2 separate regions of the Mus musculus genome follow, and region 1 is linked to region 2. A link is a contact called in ENCODE Hi-C or POLR2A ChIA-PET data. All regions are on one chromosome and are shown on one strand. The core of a region is the stretch at or near the end of the contact, and the rest is flanking DNA. Distances in the headings are between cores, read along the strand shown. Region 1 has its middle 7.8 kb from the start of Gsx2. Region 2 overlaps Gm6116 (predicted gene 6116).

Region 1 (5,593 bases), core at 2,100-4,599, 110 kb before region 2:
GCATTTCAGGAAAAGCTGCCTGTCTGTCTCCTCCGGGCCTTCTGGCCCTAGGAACAGAATTTTGACGGCAGCAAATACCCTCCCCCCGCCGCCGCCCCCACTTCACCTTAACTTAGATTTGCCCACCTCCAAATTCTAAGCAGGCATCCCTCTCCCACTCCCAAAGCGCTCGTCTGTCACTGGAATGAATTTATTGAGTGCCTACTCTGTGACCAGCGTGTGCGAGGCACCACGGGGAGCCCAAGGAAAAGGCCGAGACAGTATCCAATAGAATATTGTTTCGTTCTAGTAACAAAGGCCTGAGGTGGGGACAATTATCCGGATAATTGAAGCAAATGCCCCACCTCCCTCCCTCCCTCCATCGCTCCCGCTCCAGTGCTTCTGGCACTTCTCAGCCTGGCTCCTCTTTACAGCAAAGGCGCCTTCGCAAAGACTGGGAGGGGAGGTAGGGAGGGGAGGGGGGCAGGCAAGGCAGGGGGCAGTTTTTCACCGAACACCAATTCCCTACTCCCCTCAGCCCAAGCTCGCTGCTGCAAGCATTGGACTGATACAGCTGCGGAATTATGGGGATCAAAACACTTTTCTTTCTGCCCTTCCTCCTCCTTCTCTCCTCCACTTTCATTTTTTTTTTCTTTTCTTTCAAGGATGCCAGATGAGGAGTCTAAGTCCCTGGACCCTGCACTTTTATTTTTCATTTTAACCCAATGGAGAATGAACCTTTGTACTTGAGAAACTCTTCAGCCTTTCTCATTGTTTTTTGTTTGTTTGTTTTTGTTTTGTTTTGTTTTCAAGCTTGGTCATCTACCAAAAAACACCTAGTGAGCTTTTATAAAAACATCCAAAGTAACCCAGTTTTGCTGGGCGTGGTAGCGCACGCCTTTAAGGCCCATGAGTCTCTGTGAGTTCCAGGTCAGCCTGATCTACACAGTGAAACCCTGTCTCAGAAAACAAACAAACAAAAACCCCACCAAGATCCTACAGATTTTTCATGACAGGCAGCCTGAGCAAATACTGAGAAAGGCCTTCTCCTTCCTCCTCCCATCCTGGAACAAGAAGCGATTGACTTAACACTGCCCCACCCACCCAACCTCATCCAACCCTTTGATAAATGGAAAAGTACAGTGGTGGAGTACTTGTTTGATGGGCAAAGGGGGCTATGCTTGGTCCTCAGCATTGTTTCCCCACCCCAAATGTGTGTATTGGGCACCTACTATAAGCCAGGCTCAGCTGAGAATTCAGTAGCACACAAGGCCAGCCCCTTGGGAATGCCCAATACATTATTAAATGGATCAACAAATCAACTTAGAGCTGGTAGGTTACGGAAGGCCATGGGAGTGTGAAAGAAAGCTCTGGGTGTTGGCAAAAATCGATGCCTGAAGTGACATTTAAAATGAGATCTGCCAGGATCGTGAGGAATAAGTTTCAGACCATCAAAGAACTCAGGGACAGGACACACAGAGTCCTGAAGAGTCTCTCTCTCTCTTTTTGAGTTGAGAGAGCTGAAATGAAGCCAGAGACACTGAAAGAAGAAATTCAGTTTTTATGTATGTGAAGTAAGAAAAATAAAAGCCATCATCCTTGACAGTTTGTGAGGAATTAAGGACTGCTGGCCCATTGTGCCTAAAGTCTGATTATGATTATTGTTGTTGTTGCTCAGCACCTCAGCTGTCCTCAGAGCAGATGCCATCAGAGGCTCTGGGTGTGGCTTCAGCTCAGGGCTAAGTTCTCCCAGACCTGTCCTCCTTAGGCTTCAAGGCTTTTGCACCCACTCTGGAGAGCCCCTCTCCTTGGCTCCTTCAACCTTCCATTTCTGGGCAGCAGCCTCATGGACCTGAGATGTGCCAGGGATACCGCACCACATCCCACTCCCTACCTAGTCCAAAGTCCCATTCCTGCCTTCCCTACTTGGGGCTGTATCCTAAACTTTGAAACTTTCCCCCAAGTAAACAGCTGTATGCTCACCCACGTATGAAGGAGGGCTCCATTTGAGGGTATAATGGTCCTCACAAGACCACCCTCTTCAAGAGCCTTGTGTGTCAGGGAGACAAAGTAGCCTTGCCCACATAACACAGTTAATCCCAGCAGCCCTCCTAGAAAAAGTGACATCACCTCAGCTGTTTGTGGGGCAGAGCCCCTGCCTATGCAAGGTCAATGGCTTAATCTAGGTCTGACAGGTAGAGATGCCAAGGCCAGGACTCAGATCTCATCTCTCTAAGGTGGGGTTCTAGACAAGTCTGCCAGCAAATATGTATGGGCGACCGTTGTGTGCCTGGCAGTAGGCTAACACTTCACACGGTGTTTCTCTCCCACAATGATGCTGTGGGGAAGGTACATTTATTATGTCCTCTTTTTTGTTATGGTCCAACCCTTGCTTCATGTGGCTTTCCAACATACTAAAGTTCCAAGGCTCGGTCAAATGGTTCATGTGACAAAAAAAGAGCAGACTGGAACTAAGAGGAGGGTAGGGGTCGGGAGCCTTATTTTATGCACCCGTGTCCAGAACACAGGAAGCTCTGAATGAAATCAAAACCTCATTATTTTATTTCAAAAGCTCACTACAATCAGTCTGAATTTCTGTAGGTTTAACTTCTGGTTGGGTATCTTTCCCAGATGACTTCAAATTGCACCTAAGCAGAAACTGGGTCTGTTGTGTTAACTCTTAGTGTTTGTCAGACAGGCAGTCCATAGTCCGCCTAGATGAGAAGTCATACCTGCTCTGAAAGTCTGGCTCCTCATTTCACAGGCAGAGAAACCGAGGCTGCGAAACACCAGAAAATAGCAGAGCCAGAATATTTGACCATGGTTTCTTCTTCCCTCTTCTGAGGGAGGATCTCACACAGCAGCCAAGAATGGCCTCAACTTGCATCTTCCGGCCTCAGCTTCCCAAGTGCTGCACTTTCAAGCTAAGTCCCTCTTCTCTTTTCATGCAATTCATAGCTCTCAGTGGACGGTGTCCTCAGATCAAAATGGACAGAACCTGGCCACCCAGGTTGTGCAGCTGAACCGATCCCAAGTTCATGCATTTGCCCCGTCCGGGTGCAGAGATTCATACAGTAGCCCCAGCGTCAGGGTATCCTGCGGGTCACCCTGCTCTCCGAGCGCTCGGCTGCGCCCTCCCGGGTCTCCCCCTCTTCCTTGTCAAGCTCGCGGGATAAAAACAAATGAATCCACACGGTTGCACCGACCCATAGCCTCCCAAACAAGGCACCATCAATCCCTAACCCACCTGAGCAGCTGCCCTTCAGGGCAGAGCCACCACAGGTGCGCATGCTCCCCCTCCTCCCCTGAGCCCGTGCGCATGCGTGGGTGTGGGGCGGGAGAACTTGAGCTTGTAGGCAAGCGCCTGAGTATGTGGCGTGTGTGCTGGGGGAGGAAGGGTAGGCGGGAGTACATGGACTTGAGAATCAGTGTGAAGGTGAGACATAGTGTGTGCGAGGGGAGTGTGCGTGTCCGCACTGTGTGGAGTGCGTGGGGACCCATGGATGCGCTTTGTGCAATGCGAATTTGTGAGCACGCCAGTGCGGGTTCGAGGCAGACACTGTGTGCGCGCGCGGGGTGCTGGGGGGGGGGGGGGAAGAGACGGACGTGTGAGCTGAGGGCATGGCTAGGCCATCTAAAGGGAGTTCCCCTCCAGTCAGAGCCAGGGTGCACCGCCTTGGGCTCACCTCTTTCACTGCCTCAAAGTTTGCTCTTTGCCTGGCGGATCATCTTTCCATTCATTTACATGACCTGCTTTGATGGTGTGCCAACAGATGCCAGACTGTGTTAGGCGCTGGCGGTGGGTGGGGGTGGAGGGGACAGACCAAAATTAAATAGCTTTACATCTCATGCATCATCTGCATACACTGGAAATTTGGGGTTTCCTGTTTCTGTGTGACTGCTTTGCAAAATGTCAGTGAACCACAGAGAAGTTGCCCTCTTGCCTGTAAATCAAGGAGCATGAAGTAGCTAATGAGACCAGAGACTCTACACAGAAAGGCCCTCCATAACAAGGCCTTGTCAGTCTCTCTGACCATTCCAACTGTAGGCCTCCTGGCTCCTCAGCTTTGCTTCCCGCATGGCCGTCTCTGTCTCCTCTTCCTTTCCTCAACTTGAGGTCTTGCCTCAGACATCATTTTCCCACGTGTTTTTTTTTTTTTTTTTTTTTTTTTTAGATCAAAATCCTTACTCTATACTCTGTATAGTCTTACCATATCAGATAGTCTTCTTCTCTTAAGACAGTTATCTCTTTCTTCCATACTGTGTGCTGTGCTGAGTAGGTTTGTTTATTGTGTGAATCCCCCTGCTGGATTAGAGCTGGGAGAGATGGAGGTTCATGGGGGTGGGGATGGGGGACTGGAAACAGCCTTGCTCACACTCACTCAATGATGGACAAGAGATAGGCAGGAGAAGGCGGTCTCCACAGCTCCTGCTGAAGCACAATTCTCTCTTACCTTCACATAGCACTTTGCAGTTTATGAAGACTCTCGCAAAAGTTATGTTTTCTCTTTTTCTTTCTTTAATGTACATTGGTGTTTCATGTGGCTATGTGAAGGGGTCAGAGCGTGCTGGGAATTGAGGTGCAGGTCCCCTGGAAGAGCAACCGGTGCTTTTAACTGGAGCTCTAAGCCATCTCTTCAGCCCCAGGACCTCTTATTTTCAACAGTTTCATGAACTCCTTCCTGGCCTGGAGTTTGCTCTGTACTTGAGGCTGGCCTTGAACCCCTGATCCTCCTGCTTCTACCTCCCAATGGCTGAGGTTATAGAATTAAGTCATGGTACTCTGCTGAGACTTTTAAATTTACTACAGTTCTCTTTGTTTTTGACTTTTAAATTAAAATTTTTAACGTAATTCTTATATGTGTTTTTACATGAGTTTGTGTGTACCACGTGGGTGCAGTGTTCTTCAGAGGCCAGAAGAGGGTGTCGGATCCTTTGGCAGTGTTACTGATGGTTGTGAGCCACTGTGTGTGTGCTGACAATTAAGCTCAGGTTCTCTGCAAGCAGCAAGTACCATTAACTACTGGGCTATCTCTCCAGCTCCTTAAACTGTAGTGACAATTTTGGTTTCTTTTAAAACCCAGTTAGTTATGGGAATATATCTGTTTGTTTGTTTGTTTGTTTGTTTTAAATCCCAGGTGTGGACTGTGGGGCTGCTTCAGATTGTTCACAGCAGCTGACTATGATTTGTCTCGTGCTCTGGTAGGGGCATGATTTTCCCTGCTGAAGGTAGTTTACATTTGGAATTCTGGGGACTCTTCAGAGGGTGTGTAAGTGCCAGAGCCCAGAGAGAGGAGAAGCCTTCTGCTTCCCCTGCTGTCACTGGTTCCTGTTGTCGCCCTTTGTCAAGTGGTTGTGCTCAAAGCAACGGGAAGAAGAAACTGCATATCAGGATGGCAAAGATCAAGCTTGCTCCAAGAAACTGGACACCCTTAATCAGCAGAAAGTAGCCTAGAGAGCTCCACACCCTCTTTCCTTTCTCACTTGACCTAGTGTTGGGGGTTGGAAGGGATTGGGATAGAGAAGGATGGTAGATATAAGAATCCAATAAAGTAGCCAGAAGTACAGTTACATTAGACTAATGTAGTGTACAAAATAATGGATTTCACCGTGA
Region 2 (5,633 bases), core at 304-2,803:
ACATGTGTGTCTACTTTTTGGCAGACTGCAGAAACACAGTGGCTTTGGTCTTTCACAAATCTCTGTGTACTAGATCCTACAAAACCTCACGGTCCAGCCCAGTGCCTGTTTCCTATACGGAGTTTTAAAGGACAATACCATTCTGTGATTGATCACCTTTACTGCAGCCAGAGTACTCCAGTAATGAAGAGTAAATGACAGGAACCACTAGTGGTTACAGGCAACCCCCAAGACTCCAGGAGGGGCTTTATAAGTGGTCACCTAACCTGCAAGCGTCTATCAACAATGAGAAGTGAGGTTCCACCTGTGATAGAGTAGGGATGTTGCCTCTTCCCCCTGGGTCCCCTCTCTAACATCACGCCTTAGGGAGGGAGGGGGTGATGGAAAGGCTAGGAGGCCTTCAGGGGAGTCAGTAGGGATAGAATTAGAGATTTATTTATTCGAGATTTACAGGGTCTTCAAGTATGGTCCACACGGATCTTCATTCAGAGTAAAAAAATGTTGCTACTCTTTGGAGAATAGAAATGGACTCAGCAACATACATGTTCAGTGCATCCTTGGGACATCATGGGTCCTGTTATAAGTTCAGTGTGTCCCACAAAGCTTGAGTCTGAAAATGAGCAGAGAAGAGAATGGAGAAGAAGCAAGAGCCAAATGCTCTTAGCTCTCCCCTCTTAATATATAAAGTTCGGCCTATGTGTGCCAGATTCACCTTTGATCATAGTTGAGTTGAGTCCTATATATTCAGTCTCATAAAAATTATCGCTATTGTTGTTTTGAGATACTGTCTCCCTCCATAGCCCAAGCAGACTTTGAACTCTTGACTCTTGAGTGCTGGGATGGAAGGCATTCACTGCCAACACCCAGCTATTATTACTATTATTATTCCTACTGTAACTCCATGGTGCAGGGGTTTGAGCATGGATCTTACACAGTGGGCCAGTGCGCTACCACTGAGCTATATACTTAGGGCTTTTAGAAAAAATGATTGGATATTCAAAATACACATGGTGCTTTAGGGCTGTGGAGTAATTTTAGGCAGAACAATGCTTTGTGTAGAAAGCCGTGCCTTCCCAACACTCCCAGTTTCTTCTCTTGGTTCCATTCTCCAACCAGTCCCTTGTTGTTAAGGGTAGTTTTGGTGCAAGATGCCTGTGGACTTCCATCTCTGACACCCTTCTGCTCTGGGCAAATTTACCAAGTCTCTAAGTGCCATTTCTGTATCTGTCTCCTGGGGCAAGGTATGTGTAGCAGGGCAATGTTGAGGACTTAGAACTGAATCTGACTCGCGTGCCCATTAGATATCAGTTTGATTAGAAAATGCACACGTTCCAGTTTCTTTGTAATTAGTCCATGTGCTCCAGTCCCCCTCCTCCCAAAGCTGTGAGCTCAAGATGGGAGACAAATGGAAAAACTTCTTCCTCAGAAATTCCTCTGAGGAAAAAAACGTCATTCCTCAGAAATGTGTAGGCGTGAGCGCCATCTAGCTGTGCTCTGGGTACTTCTATGATCACCAGGCAGAAAGTGAACAGGCTGGGGAAAATGTCCTTTGATCTGTCAGGCGAAGCAGAGCAGTCCCGTGGCCCTGTGGCAGGAGAGAAACTCAGAAGGCCTGTGTCTGAGGATACTGACTTCCATGAGAAGGGACCGGTTGTCTTCAAGAATATTAAGGGATGGAAGTCGGCAGGCAAGGGGACAGTTTAAGATTGGAACACAAATGCAGGGGGCACAAAGCAAATGCTTGTGTCTTGTGAAGCAGCAGCAGGCATGTGATTCTAAAAGGGTGATCATTAAGAAAGGCCCCTGAGAATGTGGAAGAAGGCCGTAGAGATGGATGACCCTCCAGGATGACGCAGATCACCAGCTACCTATTAACAGAAGAGTGGCAGAAGCAAAATCCAGCACAAGATGATCAAAAACCAAAGGGAGAAGAGACAGACGTCGAAAGGAAGACTGGTTCGGTAGAAGTGGAGTTGAGTGTCTACCTCGGTCTCTGGCACCCTCTGCTCTCTATTCAGCCTGGGGTAGGATGGAAAAGCTTGACTGAACAGAGAGGCTCCCAGGGAGGGAGGGAGGAGTCAAACTGCAGAGAAAAAGTCACCAGGACCCTTTGGAGTTGGCTCTACGAGGAGCCGGTGCCTGTATTAATGCTGGGTTCCTGTCTCGCGTTGCTAACACCCACGCCGGCAAAAACAAGGCACCGCTCTTTCTCCTCTGCCTGTGGAAATCTACCTGGGAGCTCGGCAAACCTAATAGCTCAGCAGCTTCCCTTTTATCAGAAGCCTTTGCTGGCTGCTAGCAATCAGCCCTGCGAATGGGTGTGGCTGCCAAGGCAGAAGACTGTGGCTCATACTCAGACTGCCTTGCTGTCACAGTCCAGATGAATACATTGTAACTGGAGTCCAGCGACAACATTGTTTCAAACTGGCATCGCCCTCTTGATCCCTCCATTAACTAACTAGCTCATGCAATACTTAAAATTCCAAAGGGGAGATGTGCCTCCAAAACCTCCAAGGACACAGAGAACAAGACCAGGGGATTTTAAATGTCTGACAAATAGTAGGCACTGAATAAATACTTATCACTCTTTCTGAGAAGAGGAATATTTGACTTTTCCTCTTGTGTCTTTTCATTAATAGCTCCATAAAACCTTTGCTCAGGGCTGGAGAGATGGCTCAGTGGTTAAGAATGCTTGCTGTTCTTCCACAGGACACCAGTGACTTTCCAGAACCCACAGTAGGTGGCTCACAACTGTCTAGCTCCAGAAATGCCAATGTCCCTTTCTGGCTTCCATAGGAACGGTTTCCATTCCATGCCCAGACACAAGAGAGAGAGAGAGAGAGAGAGGGAGAGAGAGAGAGAGAGAGAGAGAGAGAGAGAGAGAGAGAGAGAGAGAGGGAGAGAGAGAGAGAGAGAGAGAGAGAGAGAGAGAGAGAGAGAGAGAGAGAGAGAACCTTTGCTGGTTTTGTTTATTTTGGTTTGGTGCTGAGGTTGGAGCTGGCAGGTGTCAGGCACGTGTTCTAGCGCCACATCCAAGCTGCACCGCACCTTAGACAACTTAGGAGAACTCTCAGCAAGGTCACTGAAAATTTTCAGGTCTAACTTAGGGCCAAGCCAGGTTAATTCTCCCCCTCTCCCTTCCCTTTCCCTCTTCTTTCTCTTTCTTTGTGCACTCTACCAACTGAGCTACATCACCAGCTCCTGAGTCATAGTTCTTGAGTTTCTATGATATGTCGATCACGTGCTACTTTCACCATAACAACACAATTTCAGACTGCTGAGGTGGGTCAGTGCAGGGAGGGGCGCTGCTCAGCACACTTGAGGATCTGAGCTCGATGCCTAGGAACCACACGGTAGCAAGAGAATTGACCGCTGAAAGTTATCCTGGTCTCCACATGTGTGCTGTGTGGTACACATGCCTATTCTTACATATGCATACACACACACACACACACACACACACACACACACACACACACTGAAAGTAATAAGCAGATCTGGAGAGATGGGCCAGTGGTTAGGAGTTCCAGAGGTCCTTAGTTCAGTTCCCAGCACTCACATGGTGCTTCACAGCCACTACAGGATCTTATGCCCTCTTCTGGTGTGCAGATGTACACGCAGACATAACACCCATAGACATAAACTATATAAACAAATACATTTAAAATTAATTAAATGATGAAAAGGTAATAACAATGCTCACTAATTCTACTAGAAGGTAGTATAGACAGTCTTTTGGCTACAGCAGTTTGTTTAACCCTTTGCAGAAACGCCATGTCCCTCATTACTGTGTAAAGAGTAAAGACTCCATGTGGTTGGGTGTTTAACCTAAGGCTCCTGAGCTCAGGATTTAAACCCACGACCCACAACTGTGCTTTAAAAGAAAACACAGAGACCTGCTATGGGTCCTCCCTCCAGGAAATACAGCATTACAAGGTTTCCAGAGAATGGGACTGTGGGTAGCCTCCTGGTTGCCTTCAAGTGTAGAGTGGGTGGGCAGTTTTCTCCTTATCAATCAACCAGGGTCTCTGGACTGATTCCCTGCGTCTCAAGGATGCGCATCGCAGGCCTTCCCTGGAGAGCCTGTCAAAGGGCAGTGCTTGTGATATGTTCCGGAAGGGGCCCTGTGGAGGAGTCTGAGAATGAATTTTTTGAACAATTTGAACAATGGTGGCACTTCAGGAAGAAACCACTAGGCAGCCTGCGCTAAGATGGACTTCAAGTCTGGCTGTTTGATGGGCTCTCTCCCATTTTCTCCTTGGCACATGATGAGATTTGTATATGCTACGTAGCTCAAAGACACAGACCCTGGCAGGCTCTGCCACTCCACATACCGTGCAGGAATGGCGTGTCCAGTGAGCGCAGGCCTATTGAGCTCTGTCTCCTCATTTCCAGCTTTTTAGGGAACACATTTAAAGCTCAGTGGATCGGGGTGAAGGGCAGATGGGATCAATCCCAGTGGTAGTGGGGAGGGTCACGTGTGCAGAGAGGGGCATGAGGTAAAGCAGCTGATGTTTAGAACTATTGAAAACTTTCTAGAAAATGGTTAGGTTCCCAAACGCATTGCTGCGGGTCTCATAAATGACAGGGAAGAGGAACGGGAGCCATTTGGACATCCTATGGTCTGGAAGGAATGGCTACTCTGCAGCCAGATGGATACAGGCTGCGACCCTAGTTTGGATGTGCAGAAGGGTTTAATGACTGAGAGCCGGACTCTTCATTAGTTAAATGCCTCCAGGGATGCTCGGAGTAGGGTGTGTGTGTGTGTATGCATATGTAAGAACACACACACACACATATACACACAAATGTGATAAATGAAAATGATGAAAATAATAAAATGATATAAATAAATAATAAAGCACTTCTCTATAGGAAGGCTATTTTAAGCCCTGAATACCTAAACATCTGCCTAGACAGGTCTCCTCAGCCCTTGCACACACACTGACTGTTCTGCAACAGAAACAGCTGGATACTTCCTCTTCTTTGGACTGTAGTAGAAAGGTAGTCATGGAGGAGGCAAGTATGGTGTTCCAGGCCTGCAATCCTACCACTTGAGAGGTCGTAAATTCTAGGCCAGCTTGGACCTCAGCCATTTTTGGGGTGTTGAGTTTACTTGCATGTGTACCAAGGCTGGCTGGGATGATGATGATGATGGCAACAGCCCTTAGAGAGCTCTGAACTACCTAAGCCACTTTTCTTGGCCAAGGTCTGTGCCCAACCTTCAAGGCTAGAAGTCAAATGCAGTTATATTATCTGCTTTTCACTGAGGCGTGAGTAAGGCCCAGAGAGTCTCTATCTTTGTCTTCTGTTACTCAGCAGGAGGACAGAATGGGAACTTGAATCATGTGCTTCTGCTGCCTGAACTTTTAACCACTGCTCTGGAAACGGCTCGCAGGAAGCAGGAGGAAGGACTGTGGAGACATCGCAGCACCGAGTGACCTTTCCCCTCCTTTACTGCCCACACTCCAGATGCCTCAACCTCTCTCCCGTGCACGTCTGCGGCTGTTCCACGTAATCCCAATTCTTTTTATCTTTGTCTCCAATAAATATTTTTACTCATATTCAATACTGTGTTTAAAACACCAGGCCACAGAAAGCCCTTCAAAGGCTAAGCTCTGAACACTTCTGAA

Evidence for each region. Hi-C counts contacts between places; a loop is a spot of excess contacts on that map. ChIA-PET counts read pairs that join two places held with the same protein, here RNA polymerase II (POLR2A).
Region 1: a loop to region 2 is called in a map of mouse embryonic stem cell, with 2.2 times the contacts of the local background. The contact joins two enhancer-like sites. A Hi-C loop is called at or near these places in 1 of 37 maps with a recorded cell type or tissue (mouse embryonic stem cell). POLR2A ChIA-PET finds 5 or more read pairs at or near these places in 1 of 5 experiments (Patski).

Annotation. Positions count from the first base shown.
Region 1 is chr5:75,065,052-75,070,644 of GRCm38, reverse strand. No RefSeq gene overlaps it. Among named protein-coding and RNA genes, the nearest start is that of Gsx2, 7.8 kb to the left of the region's middle. Within about 2 kb of position 3,349, at least 1 of the 3 ENCODE cell types and tissues checked has a DNase peak (open chromatin) inside an H3K27ac peak, as active enhancers do.
Region 2 is chr5:74,957,216-74,962,848 of GRCm38, reverse strand. Gm6116 (predicted gene 6116) reads right to left here. Exons shown (of 5, transcript NR_045866.1): 3 at 543-610. It overlaps Gm52778 (a long non-coding RNA gene), which reads left to right. Exons shown (of 2, transcript XR_003955747.1): 2 at 5,320-5,569. Among named protein-coding and RNA genes, the nearest start is that of Gm6116, 11 kb to the right of the region's middle. Within about 2 kb of position 1,553, at least 1 of the 3 ENCODE cell types and tissues checked has a DNase peak (open chromatin) inside an H3K27ac peak, as active enhancers do.